Linked DNA regions of Mus musculus: region 1 is linked to region 2. Evidence: chromatin loops called from intact Hi-C (ENCODE). Cell type or tissue: gastrocnemius. All regions are shown on one strand.

What was found. Peaks named below come from ENCODE experiments on the same cell type or tissue, not always from the same donor. Only the 100,000 strongest peaks of a DNase experiment are listed, where the experiment ranks them.
Region 1: it touches region 2 in a loop (2.2-fold over the local background); 2 of 42 quality-filtered maps call a loop at or near these places.

The regions. Positions count from the first base shown.
Region 1 is chr16:35,627,418-35,635,417 of GRCm38, reverse strand. It overlaps Sema5b (sema domain, seven thrombospondin repeats (type 1 and type 1-like), transmembrane domain (TM) and short cytoplasmic domain, (semaphorin) 5B), which reads right to left. Exons shown (of 22, transcript NM_013661.2): 3 at 7,309-7,408; 4 at 2,558-2,603. Among named protein-coding and RNA genes, the nearest start is that of Sema5b, 90 kb to the right of the region's middle. In gastrocnemius, a CTCF peak has its summit at 7,019 (motif pointing right); DNase peaks (open chromatin) are centred at 4,445 and 7,015; H3K4me3 peaks cover 1,233 bases; H3K27ac peaks cover 1,557 bases.
Region 2 is chr16:35,813,054-35,821,053 of GRCm38, reverse strand. It overlaps Hspbap1 (Hspb associated protein 1), which reads right to left. Exons shown (of 8, transcript NM_175111.3): 4 at 7,000-7,136; 5 at 3,731-3,902; 6 at 2,292-2,375. Among named protein-coding and RNA genes, the nearest start is that of Hspbap1, 47 kb to the right of the region's middle. In gastrocnemius, a CTCF peak has its summit at 3,563 (motif pointing right); a DNase peak (open chromatin) is centred at 3,589; H3K27ac peaks cover 367 bases.

The DNA.
Region 1 (8,000 bases), 190 kb after region 2:
ATCACAGTGACTGCTTCCTCCCTGACTCCAGTCCCTGCACTGGGCCAGGCGACCTAAATGACAAGTCTATTCATGTTACTTCTCTGTTTAAAACTCATTAATGGATCTCCATCGCCTTCCCAGTAAGATGTGGACAGCACCCCTCCCCCCCATCATCAATGAAGACTCCCTTCTCTCCAAAGGCCTCACCTCTCACCTCCTACCCTTTGTTCCACACCCTAGGGTTGTGTGCTATCTCTTCCCTCTGTTCTCCCTTTTGCAAACACAGCCTTTGAGCTCCAGCTCAAAGAAAGGCCAACACCTCTCAATGGCTTTGCAGAGCCTGCTGGGCCCCTGGAGGGTTCCTCCTGCCTCCAGGCCACGTCCACCCTTCCTTTTTCTCACAGCTCCCCTGTTAGCCATTTTTCAGTGCCTTCATTTGCAGACCATAGGAAGCCAAACGAAAAGCAACTGCCGGGTGCTCAGGACAGACCCCCTGGATCAACTGCCTCCCCCGTGGCCTGACCTGTCAGGTTTGGCACTTTGGCTTGGTCTCCTATGGATGCCAATTAGAAGTGAGTCTCTGGGGCTGGTAGCTTGTAGACTGCTGATTCTGAGACCCTTGCATACCTTGCTTAAGCCTGGGCTGTGGGGTCATGCCACACGGTTGCCCTACAGGAAAAGGAATCTTACACCATCTTTTATGTACCTGATCCTCCAGGCAAAGAAATGGGTCCCCAATCCCCTTTACAGCATCAATGCTGAGCACCACATTGTAGTAACTCATCACTGTGATCATAGACCTGGCAGAGGCAACTTAAAGGGAGGAGGATTTACGAAGCTTCTGATGCATTACCAGAATCTGTACTGCCCACTATGGAGGGAGGGGAAGGCACGCAGGGTACCTGGAGGCTGGAGCTATGTCTGAGGCTCCTCACCTCTTGATGGATCAGGAAACAGAGATGGGACCAGAATCAGGATTTGTGCTTTATCTTTCGAGGCCCAAATGCTCTATATCTACCAGGTAGGCTCCATGGCCTAAGACACTGGTTCTTAACTTGTGGGTTGTGACCCCTTTGGGATCAAACAATCCCTTCATGGGGCTCACTTATCAGATAGCTTACATATTAAATATTTACATTACAATTCACAACAGTAGCAGTATTACAGTTACAAAGTAGCAACGAAAATAATTTTAAGGTGTGTGTGTGTGGTGGGGCTCACCACAGCAGGAGGAACAGTTAATTAAAGGGTTGCAGCATTAGGAAGGCTGAGAGCCACTGCTTTCAAGTCCCATAACCTCCCAAAACAGTGCCGCCAATCCGGCATCAAGTGGTTAAACCCATGAATCCATGTGAGATGTTTCATCCTCAACCCATAGTATATATCCATAGGCCTAGACCTGGCCTTTAGAGGATATGCACTGCATGTTTATCAGCATTGGAAGAGCAGCTTGGCTGGGGAAAGTATACATACATTCATGGGTTCATGGCATTTCCTCTGAACTTCCCCTAGTTCCTCTGGTCCCTCCTTTTAAACAGGTACACCCTTTATGCCCTTAGATATTTCATCTGGTATCCATCCAGGAGGTTCAATAGTCGCTGAGGGTGTGGGCCAGATGGGATGCAAGGAGACCTGAAGGTCAAACTAGCTTGTCAAGGCCATCTCACCTTCCCTAACTGCTCGCTGCTGCAAAATCCCACACTATACAGCCTAGCACTTGATTAACGCCTGAGCTCCAACAGAATTTTTTGGATCCATCGTCATCTTTCCCTAAAGTCAAAGACCCTGCTTCTCTAATACCCTCAAGCTCCCAGACCAGTGATGGTATTCAATAGGTGCCCAAGGAATGCTGGATCGTTAAGACAGCTCCCGGGAAGGGCGATGGAAGCCCTCCCCTCACTGAAGAAGAATGGCTGTCCTTTCTCTGTAATGTTCGGCCTCAGCAGAGATAGTTTGGCATCTGTTTCTCAATCTGGGATAACTGTTCTGGATCAAGGAGTCCCATTAAAAAGCCTCTCAGAGCACTTAGGGAAGTATGCTTGGGGGAGCCTCTCCTGGCAGCAGATAATAAATCAATCACAGCTCAATGAAAATGCCGAGATAGACCAGGATCTCTCAGGCCAAGCAAGAAAAGAGCCAGAGACACCATTTCCCTCGGGGGCCCAAACTCTGGAACTCTCCTGTGGACTTTGGCTTTGTGCTTAGGGTGACTCACTGCCCAGATTGCCCTGTAGAGTCCCATTTTTAGCCCTGAAAGTTTTGCATCTGGCAAAGCCTTCAGTCCCTCATCAGGGATGGAGGGGGCATCCCAGCCTGGGAACTCTTCTCCTTTTCCTTGTTAGTTTCTCCTGCACAATGCAAGAGACCTCTACAAGCCTCCATGTGAGAGGGGTCTGCACCCCACTTCCGCATGTCCTTCCAACGTTAGCTTTGATTGCCAGGCTTAGTACCGTGATCAGGAAAAGAACAGAGGCTCCTGCAGCTGATCCTAGGGTCTGACTAGGTATCCTGCTGTGTGCACTGCTCAGCTTCCAAATGCAGACAAAGTACAGGAAAGGAAGAAACCCAAACATACCTGAAGGAGGGAGACATTGGCGAGGCTGAGTCTGAAGAGGTAGTTCCTGTGAAACCAGAACAGAGATCACAAGTCACTCTGAGTCTGTAGGCAGGACCCTGGAAGGCAACCAGCCTAGGCCTTGTGGGGTGCCAGGAACTTGTCCTCTGCAGGGCTTTAGGGTGAGCCAGGCCCAAAGAGCTTCACCTTTGTTAGTTCACTGAACCTTTGCTCAGCCTGGCAGTCTCTATAGGCACCAAAATTGAGGGTGTAAGCCAGGGTGGATGCAGGAAAACCAGAAGGTCTAACTAGCTTATAAAGGGGGGCTCGCCTTCCCTAACTGCTTGCTGCTACAAAATCCCATTTGGACAAGCACCATCAAGGCCACCACTGGCAGGACTGTGGAAGTGGGGTGCAGACCACGCTCACACGGAGGCACCTAGTTGGACTAAATCCATTTTACAGGAGGCGGGTTGTGTAATGGCCCAAGTCAGAGTCAGTGAGTCAGACATGGGGTTAACCTGCAGACTTCATGCTGTAGCTGCTCCTGGCTGATCCAAAAAGCCCAGGGAGGAACTACTGGACGCCACTGTTAAATAAAACTAACAGGAGGCCACTGTTTTGGACTAAGTTTTCATAATGGGCCCCATGGGACCAGACTGCAGGGTCAAAATAGAGTCACCTATGCTCACATCAAATGCTTATCCTTAAAGCAAAACTAATCTTCTGAGACACATTTCAAGTTCGGGCTGCCATGGTAGTGAAGTGCTCTCTGCCTCAAGTCTTAGGCAGTGAAAGTCATGTGAGGTCTCTACGGCTATTCTAGTATTTTCTATCTCCCTGCCTGGGTCCACTTTACAGGGAAGGCAGTTTTGAGATGGCTGGTCTGCTTTGTGGTGTTCCAGCTATCAGCCCCTTTTCTTCTCTGTCTATAAAGCCAACCTCTTTGACCGAGTCTACCGGATTCTAGAATCATGATAAAGTCAGTTAACATCTGCAAGCTAAATGGCCTTGTTCAGTCTGCGAGCTCACCCTTCCTCACCATGGGGCTTGTTTCTGTCCATCTGAAAACGCAAGACCCCTTGGAGGGATACAGACAGGCCCCTCCCACATAGGCCATGTCTCTAGCCAAACTCTGAATTTGCCTTTTCCACCGGCTCTCCCTGGAACACTGTCTCCCCAACACAGCCAGCATAGCGTTTGCTGTAACAGCCGGTGGCACATAGCCTTAATTGTGATGATGATGATGATGATGATGATGACGACGACGATGATGACGATGATGATGACGACACCATCAGATACTCATGGAGAATTCAGCATCACCACTAATCCTATGGTACTTGAACTCTGCAGCCAGATGGGCAAGATGTAGAGCTTGGGGATTACGTGGGTGGTAGACCCACTTGGTCAGAGTGTAGCAGAACAGAGTTCAGGTTTAGAGACTAGACTGTAGCTGAGAGAGGAAGGATTCCCAGCTCCACCGTCGGCTGGGGCCTGGTGGGCCTCCATATCTCTGTCTGTAAAATGGGGAACTAGTTCATGCCTGGCTTCCTCATGGTCCCCGGGAGACACATTTAAAGTCTTTATTATGGCAAGCGGATGTAGCCTGGTTTTTCCAAAGCATCCTTTTCGCCTCTTCGATCTGCCTTTGGCCCATCCCTCTTCAGGTTCCTGGACTCTTTAGGAATAATTAATCTAGGAAGCCCTGGCCACCTCAGCCCCGCTGAGACGAAACGAGGAGACACTGGGCCAGAAAGGGAAGGAGGGGCCCTGCTGAAGGAAGCCAGGGGGTGGGAACGGGACACTTTAAGCTGGGAGATTCCTCTCCGTGATTTGGCTGCTGGCCCGGGAGAAGCTGAGCGCAGCTTCTCCTCTGGCCTAGGGTGGGGTGGCCTTGCCCATGACCTTGGCTGTAAGCCTCTGCTGCCCCTCCCCAGCCCCCTCTCTAGATCCTTGGCTGAGCTTCCTGGCCTCCATACTCCTGGCCCAGGGACAGATGGGCTCCAGCTTGTGGCTCTGCTCCAGCTGTGTTCTCAGGTAACACAGGCATCTGCTCACAGCTCTAACAAATTAAGGGAAACAACACATCACTTGATTCATTTTTATCCCATCGAAAATCATCCATCACGACGTCTCAGTCGGCTCTCAGGGCCGGGAGATGAGAGTGGGGAATCTCAGCATTCCGCCCAGCTCCTGGTCCCATAGGGAATAAGGCAGGCTATAAATGGATAAAAACAGTTCCCAGCCTGAATTCCAGAGGTCCAAGGGTGTCGGGGAGAGAGGGAAAGGAAATCCAGACAGAGGAGAAAGAAAAGCGCTAGGACAAAAACCAAGGGTGGGCTGTCAGAAAAGGTCCAGGATTCAGGACACAGGCTCCAGGAGCCGAAGGGAGCAATCCAGGAGAGAATGCTTTCTTCTCCGTGTGAGGGCAGAGCTAGGCTCAAAGATCCACGAGAAGCTGCATAAAGAAGACAGTTATGGAAGCAGGTTTGTATGGAGACCCCAAGTGGATCTGGTGAGGCAGTGTGACACAGGCAGGTGACAACCTCTCTGCCGCTGCTTCTCCACCTACGTACAGTATGGGAGTGATCCGAGCCTCCCTCCAGGGCTGACAATGAGTCCTGGACCATTTTCTGCATGCATGGCTTGCTACATATACTGAATTATCTGTTGTGTGATGTAACTTATTACACAGATGCCACATAAAATAATGCATGTGGCAGTCATGTTTTCTTGTCACATTTCAGAGCACAGTCTTGGGACACCACTCTCTAGGCATAAAAGGTATGTGTGTATGTATGTATGTATGTATGTATGTATGTATGTTTCTGGGTTTGCTTGTTTTTAGTACTTACTACCTTTTTTTTTTTTTTTTTTTTTTTTTTGGTTTTTTGAGACAGGGTTTCTCTGTATAGCCCTGGCTGTCCTGGAACTCACTCTGTAGACCAGGCTGGCCTTGAACTCAGAAATCCACCTGCCTCTGCCTCCCGAGTGCTGGGATTAAAGGCGTGCCACCACGCCCGGCAGTACTTACTACCTTTTAACTTTGTGTGTGTGTGTGTGTGTGTGTGTGAGAGAGAGAGAGAGAGAGAGAGAATGGGTATGTATGTATGTATGTATGTATGTATGAATGTATGAATGTATGTATGTATGTATGTACGTATGTATGTATATGTGAACACGTGAATACCCTGGCAAGCATGTAGCTCCTGGGGATTGAACCCAGTCAGTCAGGTTTGGCAGCAAGCTCCTTTACTCTCTGAGCCATCTCACTAGCCCTATTTGCTTGCTTTGCTTTTTCACTTGTTTTGGAGACAAGGCCTCATTATGTAGCCCAGGCTTGTCCTGAACTTAAGGCGATCCTTCTGCCTTAGCCTCCCTAATGCTAAGATTACAGATGTGAGTCAGTCTACTCAGCTGGTAAAGCCTTAGCCGGGAGAAAGGATGGCATGAGTAGCAGTTACCAGATTACACTGCTGCACTATAGCTTGCCACCGGCAGGACCTGGGAGAAGGGGACGTGAGATCTCCCTGTATTCTCTCAGCTGTGCGTGAGTGAGGAACCTTCTCAAAATACAAAGCAAAACAAGTGTTCGCTTTCCTGAGGAAGAAAGCCCACAGTCGGGGCTGCCTGAGTGTGTGCAGATTGCCTCTCAGAGAACACCAGGAGCACCTAGAGACAGCGGCTTGTGAGGGTGTGGCCTTTGCTCTCACTGAATACTCTTGTAACCGGCTAGTCACATGCAACGCTGCTGCTATAAAATGTTTACTTCATTCAGAATGGTTTTAAATGCTTTCTGCCCTAGCATCCCATCCTAGCATCCCTGGCCATAGAAGAGAAAACTGAGACTCCAAGTTGATCCAGCTCAGCTGCCTGCAGACCAGAGCTTTGTGGGTGTCTCACCTCCTTCTCATACAGCAAACAAAAGGGGGAGAGCCAAAGGGCAGGGATGGCCAGCTACACAGTGTCACCTGAAAGTGTCCTTCCCAGCTACACAAGCCGATCCAGATCCTCATGTGTTCAGTGCCCTAACACAGACCGCTGGGGTCAGGAGGCCCAAGTTCTAGTCCCAAGCTTGCATAGTCTTGCTGTGTGTGTTGGGTCTGACTGTTTTCAAGCTTGCGCACCAGTCACGGGAGGCCTTGTTGAAGCAAGGTGAGGCCTATTCTTAGAGTTTCTTACCCAAGAGGCTCAAGTATCATGTTTCAGCAAGTTCCCAGAAGCTGTGGGGGACGCTGACCCAGGTACCCCCTACCTCATCTCAGCTCCTTGCTTCCAAAGCTGGCAATGAATGATTCATGATAGTTATGCCTGAAAGACGAGGCCTCCCCAGAAAGGTTTAGCATTTGAGTCCTGGTCTGGACAGTGGGGACAAAGGTGGGCAGACTATAGAAAAAGAGGCTCTTTGTAAAGGAAACATATGGCCTAGGGCAGCGGGCAGCACCCTTGGTGCAGGCAGGCAGCTTGCCAGCAGGGGGCGCCTGGGTACCTCTAACTGGGCCGGTCCTGGCATCAGGGCCTAGAGGGCAGAAGATAGAAGCAGGTGTCTTTGCTCTTAATCCCCTAACAATATTTGATGAATGAATCTAGCTGAGATTGTGTGGTCTGGGAATCAATCCCACAAGTTCCCTACTTGGTGGACAGTCAGTACAGACAGGGCCTGGTATGGAGGACGGGGACTCGAGATCAGTGTGGATACTCATCCCAACAGTTTCCCTTCTGCCCCTCTCCAAGTGCCCCCATACTCTCCTCCCATGTTACCCCATTACCTGGCTCCCACGATGAGCTGATTCCTCGAGGGATCAAGAGCAAGCTGGGAGAAATCCCGGACTCCAGGGTAGGTGAAGTTAAAGACCCACGGCTTCAGATCTGGTGGAGACAGAGAGAGACACTTCTGTTACTGTTGGCGTTGGACCCACCATGCTTCCAGCTTCAGCGTATCACACCAGAGAAGATCACCCAGCTGAGGTGGAACATGGAGCTGAAGGCCCCAGGAGACCTGGGTTTCACCTGCCCACCTCTGTGAGCAGCCAGCCTTCTGACCTCAGGGATTAGAGTATTGTATTTCTGCCTCTGGGAGAGGACTCTGTCCCGAGCAAAGGAAAACTTATGATTACCCTGGATTCCTACAGAGACGCTAAGCAGCCACCTCAGTGCGCATCCATTTGTTCTCCCCCCAGGCTCCACTAGCTGCTTTCTCCCCAGACCTCACCCCGACCTAAGCCATTGTCCTTTTTTGCCTAGACTTGAGCTGACAGCCTCCCATGCTAACTAGCCTGTCTCCTATAGCTGTGGGTTTACTTCCCACAAGGCAACAGGAGTGATAGTTCTGGAACTCATGTGTAGCTACTCCAGTCTCAGGTTTAGATCCCTTCCCAGCAACCTCCAACAAACCTCAATCCTGTGACCTTTAGGTTCTGGTCCCACTGGCCTCTCCAGCTAATCACCTGGCATTCATTAT
Region 2 (8,000 bases):
TCTTCAGACCCATCAGAAGAGGGTGTCAGATCTCATGGTTGTGAGCCACCATGTGGTTGCTGGGATTTGAACTCAGGACCTCAGGAAGAGCAGTTAGTGCTCTTAACCGCTGAGCCATCTCACCAGTCTCTATAGTGAGTTCTTAAAAGAGTCAAGCAACTAATAAGCTGTGGCCAGTGTAGATTTTTAAAAAGAGGCATAAATGATTAATACTAGAAGTGAAAGAATGTCAGGTAGACTCTGACATTAACAGGACAATGAAGAAATCATATGAAAAGGCTTATGCCTATAATTGTGCCTCCCCTCCCCTACCATCTTAATACCCAGAGCAGTGTAAGGAACCAAATCTATTTATAAATGCCATTCTCAAGTAGAGGAACGGTGGTTGTCTGCAGACATGATTGGCTTGCAAGCCTGTCGCACAGAAAAGCACAAAGGGATCCTGGGATGGCTTCATGTGCCAGGAAGCAAGGATATGCCCGACCACTCATTTGGGCAGCATGAAGGAGTATCACCAAGTGCACTGGCGAGAAGATTCAAAAGTCTCTAGGGTACGCTGGAAGGTTGGGACAACCAACACAATGAAAATGAAGCTGACTGGGAAGCCAGGCAGTACAGGGTGGGGGCAACCTGGCATGACAAAGACCACATGAAAAAGTCTCAAGTTAGACAAGGTTTCTAGAAAGGGGGTACAAGGGTGTTACAAGCATCACTGTGAGGAAGAAATCCCACTAGACACACCCATGGGTCTTCAGTGTCATGTGGTTTGCCCTGGGGGGTCCCTGACATCATATGCCTTCTCTTACTCATAGTAATGTCTTCTGTGTGTGTGTGCGCGTGGGCATGTGCACATGTATACAAGGTAGAAGACCACCTCGAGTGTCACCCTGAGGAATGCTGGCCACCTTCTTGGAGACAAGGTGTTTTACTGGCTTCCCTGGCCATCGGCAAGCCCCAGGAATCCTCCTGTCTCTATCTCCCCAGCAATGGGGTTACGAGCATTTGCTACAACTGACACTGGGTTCTGAATCCTCCTAAAAGCTTTCCCACCTGAACCCAGCAATTTCATTTGAAAACGTGTGTGTGTGTGTGTGTGTGTGTGTGTGTGTGTGTTTATGTGTACAGGTTATGTTGGATGCCTTTACTCGTTGTCTAATTTAAGCTTCACAACCATGTCCCTGAGCTGGATCCAGTTACAATCACTGTTTTGCAAGTGAACTTACAAACTGAGCTCTCCTGGAGTGAACCATCTGCTGGAGAGGGCACGGCAGGTGTGAGTTTTGCAGAGGACTCCATTGCACGTTTGCTCCAGCTGCAGCTTCAAGCAGACTTGCTAACTGTGAGGCTGCTGGTCTCCCAGCAGGCTCCCCACTGAGCCCCAAAGGCTTGGTGTCCCCTCTTCCCTAAGCCTGTAAGTACAGCTTCCTGTTTCAGTAATTCTCAGGACCCACATACTCCAAAGCCCTTCACATAACCAAGGGAAACACCTCAACCCAGGGGAGGGTGCCACTGCCACGGACAGCACAGACTTGTCAGGCTGTGGACTGCGGAGGGCAGAGAGGCAAGCAGAGCCCTAAGGAGGAACAGGTTCAATCAGAAGCTCTGGTTAAAGACAGTGCACACAAAACTGAGACTCCGGGTTAGAGAGACAGGTCGAGCCCGACAGCTACTGTATTGTCAAATAGCTCAGGGAGCCAGGATGAAGGTGTTACTGGGAAAAGGGTCCTGGTAGAAATGAATGATAAAAATATAGTGCTGACTGTCTGCACTTTGAGACAATGCATAGGTCAAGATTAGAAATAAGGATCCTGAACCAAGGAACAGATATTTTTATCTGGGATAGTGTGCGACAGAACCAGCAATATAGATGCTTATAGATGGCAGATCCTGCTAGGCCTAACACAATGCTCCTGACACCACTCGAGGAAGACATCAATGTCAGGGCCACTCTGTGTCCTTTCGAGGAGTGACTGGGCACAGGAGTACATGTGCCATAGGAAGCCAAGGGAGGAGGACCAAGTGCCTGAGACCCTAAGTAGAGACACCCCATCTCCAACACAACCCAACCCAACCACGGCAAGCAGAACAAGAGGATGGCACATCTCTAACCTGCATGTTTATCCAGAGAGGACAGACTCACAGAACAAACTCATGCTGTGTGTGAACCAGTGTCACAGAGATCTGGTGAGCCAATGGTCTAGACAGGCTTTGCTTATCTTAGGCATGCGTTCTTTAAAGGACGAAGACAACAACAGCAACAACAACAACAGCAACAACAACAACAAAAGTACCAGCTCAATCCAGGAGTTTATACTGACGGTGACAGGATCAAGAGACTCCACGTAATGCCACCAGTGTCTGGGAACAAACAGAACCTGCAAACCAAAGAAAAGATAGTTACCACAAGAACCGGACATTTCTCTTTCTAGCTGAGACTGCTAAGGGGAAAGAGAGCCAGGGATAAAGCCAAGGGAACAGAGGGAAGGAGGGAAGAAGAACACCCCCCCCCCCCAAGCTTCTCTCCGCCCCCAGCTGCTGTGGTCACGAGCTTACAGCTTTTCACTCCTCTTAACCGGGTGACGTCTGCTCACATCTAACTTTTAGTAAAAGCTTTGAAATTCTTCTTTCCATCGAACAGTAGCTGTGCTCGTTCTGATGGAAGGAAGCATGCAGCCACTTCCCCTTATTTACTGGAAAACCTCCCCGATAAAGGACAGGGTGCAGGGAAAGACTAGAGCAGTCAGAGCCTCAGGCACTGTAGGTAGGAATGGAAAATAGCCACTGTGGAGAACAATATAGTGATCTCACAGAAGACCAACCACACTCTCTGAACCACCCATGCTACTCCTAAACACACGAGAACCTTATAGCAAGTGCACACAGCAGCAACACACATTCCTAACGGCTCTCGAAATCAGCTCAGGAGTAGATCATTATGGTACACCTACATAATCAAGAACTGTCCAGCCTTGAAAACATGTTCTGCATCACAAGTCAGACACAAAAAGCTCCACACTGTTTGGCTGCAGTACATGTAATGCCCAGAACAGGAAAATCTACAGTGATACAGAGTAAGGTAGTAGCTGTTAGGGGCTGGAGGAAGAGGCATGCATGAAGGGAAGTGCCTGGTAGAAGATTGATGCAATGTGGCCCGGTGGATCTGTGTACGTGTGTGGAGAGAACAGGATGAGAGCCAGCAAGGAGGGGGCAAGGAAGGGCAGACAGGATAAAGCTGATGGAGGGAATACAAACTTTTCAAATGCCAAGAAACTGATACAGCAAGCCCCAGTGTTGTAACAGAAAATCTCTCCACGGGGTGGATATGCAGAACACAGTCTCTTTAGAAGGGACTCAGATGTCAGTCATTCTTGCTGAAAATCACCCTCAGTGCACATGCTTCTGAGCACAGGATGCAATGCAGCCTGTGTGCATCCGTCTGGTGGAACAGGTGTTAACTGTGAATATGTTCTAGTACCCACGCCCTGACATGTCTCTTAACCCGAGTAGTAACAATGGCTCCACCTGCTCTGAATTTCCTCGGCAGCCATTCCCTCCCGTGACCAGCAGGAGGAGCTGCGCTCCCTTTCTCCATCTCTCAGGCCAGCAGATGGAGAAGTCCTCCAGTAGCAGGGCCTTGGGAGCCGCTCCTGCCATCTGTACAAGGGAAGCCCAGGCACCAACCGGGCTGTGGTGCCCACTGACAGTTCCTCCCTGTTTAAAGCCCCATTACCTGTCCTGGGCTCAACGTGACCATATGTCTTCGAGCTTTCTGGAACTGGGGGAAACACTTCAAATCAGGGTTGACAACATTGATTTTACTGAACACACTAGACTCTTCGTAAGGAATTCTGGTTGGATAAAGGAAAGGCGTATCTTCAGGAGGAAAGAGATGCCATCTTTTCCTAATGAAAAACAAAACAAAACAAACAAACAAACAAAGCAAGATACAAGTTAGCTCTCAACTTGAGATAAACATGTAAGAAGGTAGCAGCTGAAGGCTCGGTTTTACTAATTTAAATTGACTCCATACAGGAGCGCAGCCTCTCTCTCAAAGCTGACCCCCTGCAGTTGTCTGATGGAAGGTAGGTCTACTGGTGGGTGTCTCACGCTCTCCTGAGGCAGCCCCGCTCCTGGCTGGGATAGGATCTCATTAGTAAGGTGTTTGTTTTTGGACCTTACAGCAAAGCTTGCTTATCACTGACCCTGAAGCTAACCGGAATACTCTTTATCCTATTTCATCTTGTATGTACGTATGTGTGTGGTGTGTCTGTAATGTGTGTTTCTACACATCATGCAGATGCATGTGCACGTGTTGAGGCGAGAGGCCGCCGCTGCCACGTCTGTCTTTCTCATCATTCACTGTCTTAATTCCTCTTTTCCCCCTGGGGTTTGGAGACATGGTCTGATTATATAACTTTATTGGCTGTCCTGGAACTTGCTATGGAGACCAGACTGGCCTCAAACTCATAAAGTTCCTCCCGCCTCTACCTCCAAGTGCTGAGATTAGTGGCCCCTCACCACAATGGTGAGTCACCTTACTTTTTGAGACAAGATCTCTCTCTGAACATAGTGCTCTGACTGGATAGACTGTCAGGATGAGCTCCTGGGACCCTCATGTCTCCTCTGTCCTCTGTCCCTGAGTTACAGAAGGGCACTACGCCTGCCTTTTCCACATGTTGCTGCGCACTGACCGTAAGTCATCATGTTCGTGCCGCAGTCATCTTACCACTGAGCCAGCGCCTCAGCAGGGCTGTGCTCTAATTCTATCCTGAACAAGCCCCCCTCAGCTCTCCACAGCAAACGGCGTCTAGACTGCTCCCTGTCTGGAAGTTAGACATGTTGAATTGATCTATTAAAGATGAGAAACAAATAACTAATGCTACATAACCTAAGGATAATATAACGGAGGATCTTTTAAAAGGAGAAAACTGTTCTTTCCTTTATTTAGGAATGGGGGCAATAAGTCTTATTTCACAAAACTGTAAAGTTCTATATTTTACAGTACTGGAAGGACGAGTGCTGAGGCAAACAGGGAGGAGAGTGAGGACAGCTGATGGGACCAGAGGAAAAGAACGAAGCCCCAGATTTGAGGACAAGCTATAAGGCCCTCCTGAGTGTGAGCCCTGGCAGTCATGGGCACCGCCAGTCCTTTCTGCACAGGGAGACGGCTCTAAACTGTCAAGCGTGTACTGAAGTCTTATTTCACGTTGGAACTGAAGGGTTCACAGAAACAGTGAAGTGCTTGACTTTTCTGGAATCCTAGGGCAGCCTACGAATCTCAGGCACTGGGTCAGAACTGCTGGAGTTTAGGTGCTCGAAGGCGGCCTGGCCTCTCCAGGAATGGCTGTTCTACTCCACCAAACCCACTGCTAGTGCGGGAGCCACTCTCGGGCTAATTCTGAAGGGCTCTGAAGAGGTCATCAATTTCATTTCATTTCTGAAATAGCAGGAGAGGGGGAGAGAGGGAGGGAGGAAGAGAGAGAAAGATCTGCTCGGTACCCCTTGGGCTCATGGAGGCCTAGAACATGCATCTCTTGGCTTCTCCAAGGCAGCACTTCCTAGAGGAACGGCCAACACAGCCAGACTATGCAATCTGCTTTGCTCAGCTTCGCAGGTTGAAATGTGCATGCCCTCCCAGGAGAAGGCCATCACCATGCCATCCCTTGCTCTGAAGCCTCGCATGGTTCTGTACATGCAAGGGATGGAGAACTGTGTTTGGCTGGATGCCAAGACCTTTATGCCCCACCCTGCCTTCTCTATTCAGTCCTACTGTTCCCAGGGCACCATTCACACAGAGTCCTCTGCACACTCCATGATTTCTGGGAACCCTGTGTCCCTTCCATCTGGGTGACAGAGACACTTACTCTGTTTCAAAGCCCCTTGCAGCAAACCACTCTTCCATGGGACCCGTGAGGCACCGTCTCCTCCACCTTTCTGTTCCAGTGCCCCGAAGCCTCCTCCAGGAGCATACAATCTCCCTTCACTGCTGAAGGCCTATAGGTGCCCAGGTGGATCTGCTCTCAGGGCACAGTCCTGACCACCTATTCTAACATGGAACTGGACGAACACTCAACAACAGATTTACTAAAGCTATCTTATCACATCAGAATGCCATGAAAATGGAAAATACACTGTTATAGTAAAACTATATATTTTTTTAATCAAAGGGAAAAAACCTCTGGAATTTCTTTGGCTTGCTTCCTAATTCAGAGCACGTGGAAGAGGCAACTTTAAAGCAATGCTCGCCACATTTCAGTTTCCAAACTCTTAACTCCAAATGGGCCGAGAAGGCTCACGCCCGACTCACTGCTGTCTCCCCCGCAAACAACAGTGTACCTGACAGGTTAGTCTTTAGCAAGGGCTTGTTGAACCAACATGAACTGCTGTGGCTTCCACAGCTTCCCAGTGACATGTGTCCATCCCTGATCATCTTTGTGTCTAGAGATGCTAAGGATCTGCATGTGGCTATTTCTGTTTTTCTATGAGTTGCCCTGCAAACGTCTCAAAGGGCTGGAAGGCCATGTGGAGCACAATTCATTAGGTGGACTAAGGCTGCACACATGATACCTGAGGACCCAAACTCCAGGTCATCAGGCGCTGTCCACTCAATCTGCACTGAAGTAGAGATAAAAGCTCACTAGTACCTGATCCAGGCTTCCTGGCACCTGTCAACATCCAAAGGGCCGCAGTGAAGCCTCTGTGTTTCAACAAACTTCTCTGTTCTCTGAGAGGTGGAGGGAGAGAGTGAAATGTGAATGAACACTCCTAATCAGAGAGATGCCTAGCAGGACGGGGACCTCTGGGAGAACCCTGATGGTGGCCGAGACACACAGGAGGAAGCAGAATGGTGGTGCAGAGAAGAGCCTTGGTCATGGGGCTGGTGGACAGATGGGGGTGGGGCTACTATCCGACCCCACTGTTTCCCTTTTCTTGTTCGTACTTGTGTGCTCAAATGCAGACAACTGGACAGAGACACACGCATGCACGCACGGGCATTACCTTCCTTGTACCTGGAATACTAAGTTGCAACCATAGGAGTCCAGATGGCAGGGAGTGTGGGCTCCAAAGGACCCGATCCACAGTGTACTTTCTTGTCCATTTCTTCCAGGAAACCCAAAGTCAGACCACACCACCTCCTGCTTGAAAACAAGTATAGTTCATCAGGGACTGACTGCCGCTCTCTGTGGTGGTGCACACGTTCATGTGGACAACTGTTTTTTTGTTTTTGTTTTTTAGCACTTACACTTTCTTACAGAAAATGCTGGGAGATGGGAAGGGTTAGGTTTTCAGAGTAGTATGTAAAAACCTTCTGGTCAAAGCGGTCACTCAACAAGTGTTTACTGTTTATAAATATCCCAGGAACTGTTTGGGGAACTTGCGACAAATCGATGAATCAATTAGGCCCACCAGGTGTGACTTACAGCTGTTACAGACAGACAATAAGTAACAGAATTCTGCAGCTACCTGGGGTAAAAGTACTTACTGCAGGCAGTGGGAGTGTCACGGGAGCTCATTCAGAAGGCTGCCGGCTTTTACTGAGAGACAGTATTTGCAGGGCACAAGCACTTTATTAGCCTTTTGCACTTCGATGACCACATAAAAGAAGCCTTTTGGAGGAGCCCAGTCATTTGAAGGTATCGATACTAGAGCCTCAGCTCATACCTATAAACCTGCAGTCTCAAGTAGATGAGTCACAGAATGGCTCTTGAAACAGTGATTCATAGGTGACTGACTCTGCTCTCTGCCCCAAGCCACGAATCTGTAAGTGTGATAAGGAAAGCAGACTGCTCCAGCCCAGTGCTCTCTGAGGCAAGGGTCTGAGGCAGGCCCTGCCCATTCTCTTAAGGGAGAAAAGAAAACCAACTAGCAGCTCAAGCATGCCAATGTTGCTGTGTTTTTTAATCATTCATCTTTTTTTCTTTAATTTAATTTTTTAGAGGATGAAACAAAAATATTTTTACGTGTAGAGTATTCACATAAATACCAACACCCCAAAAGAC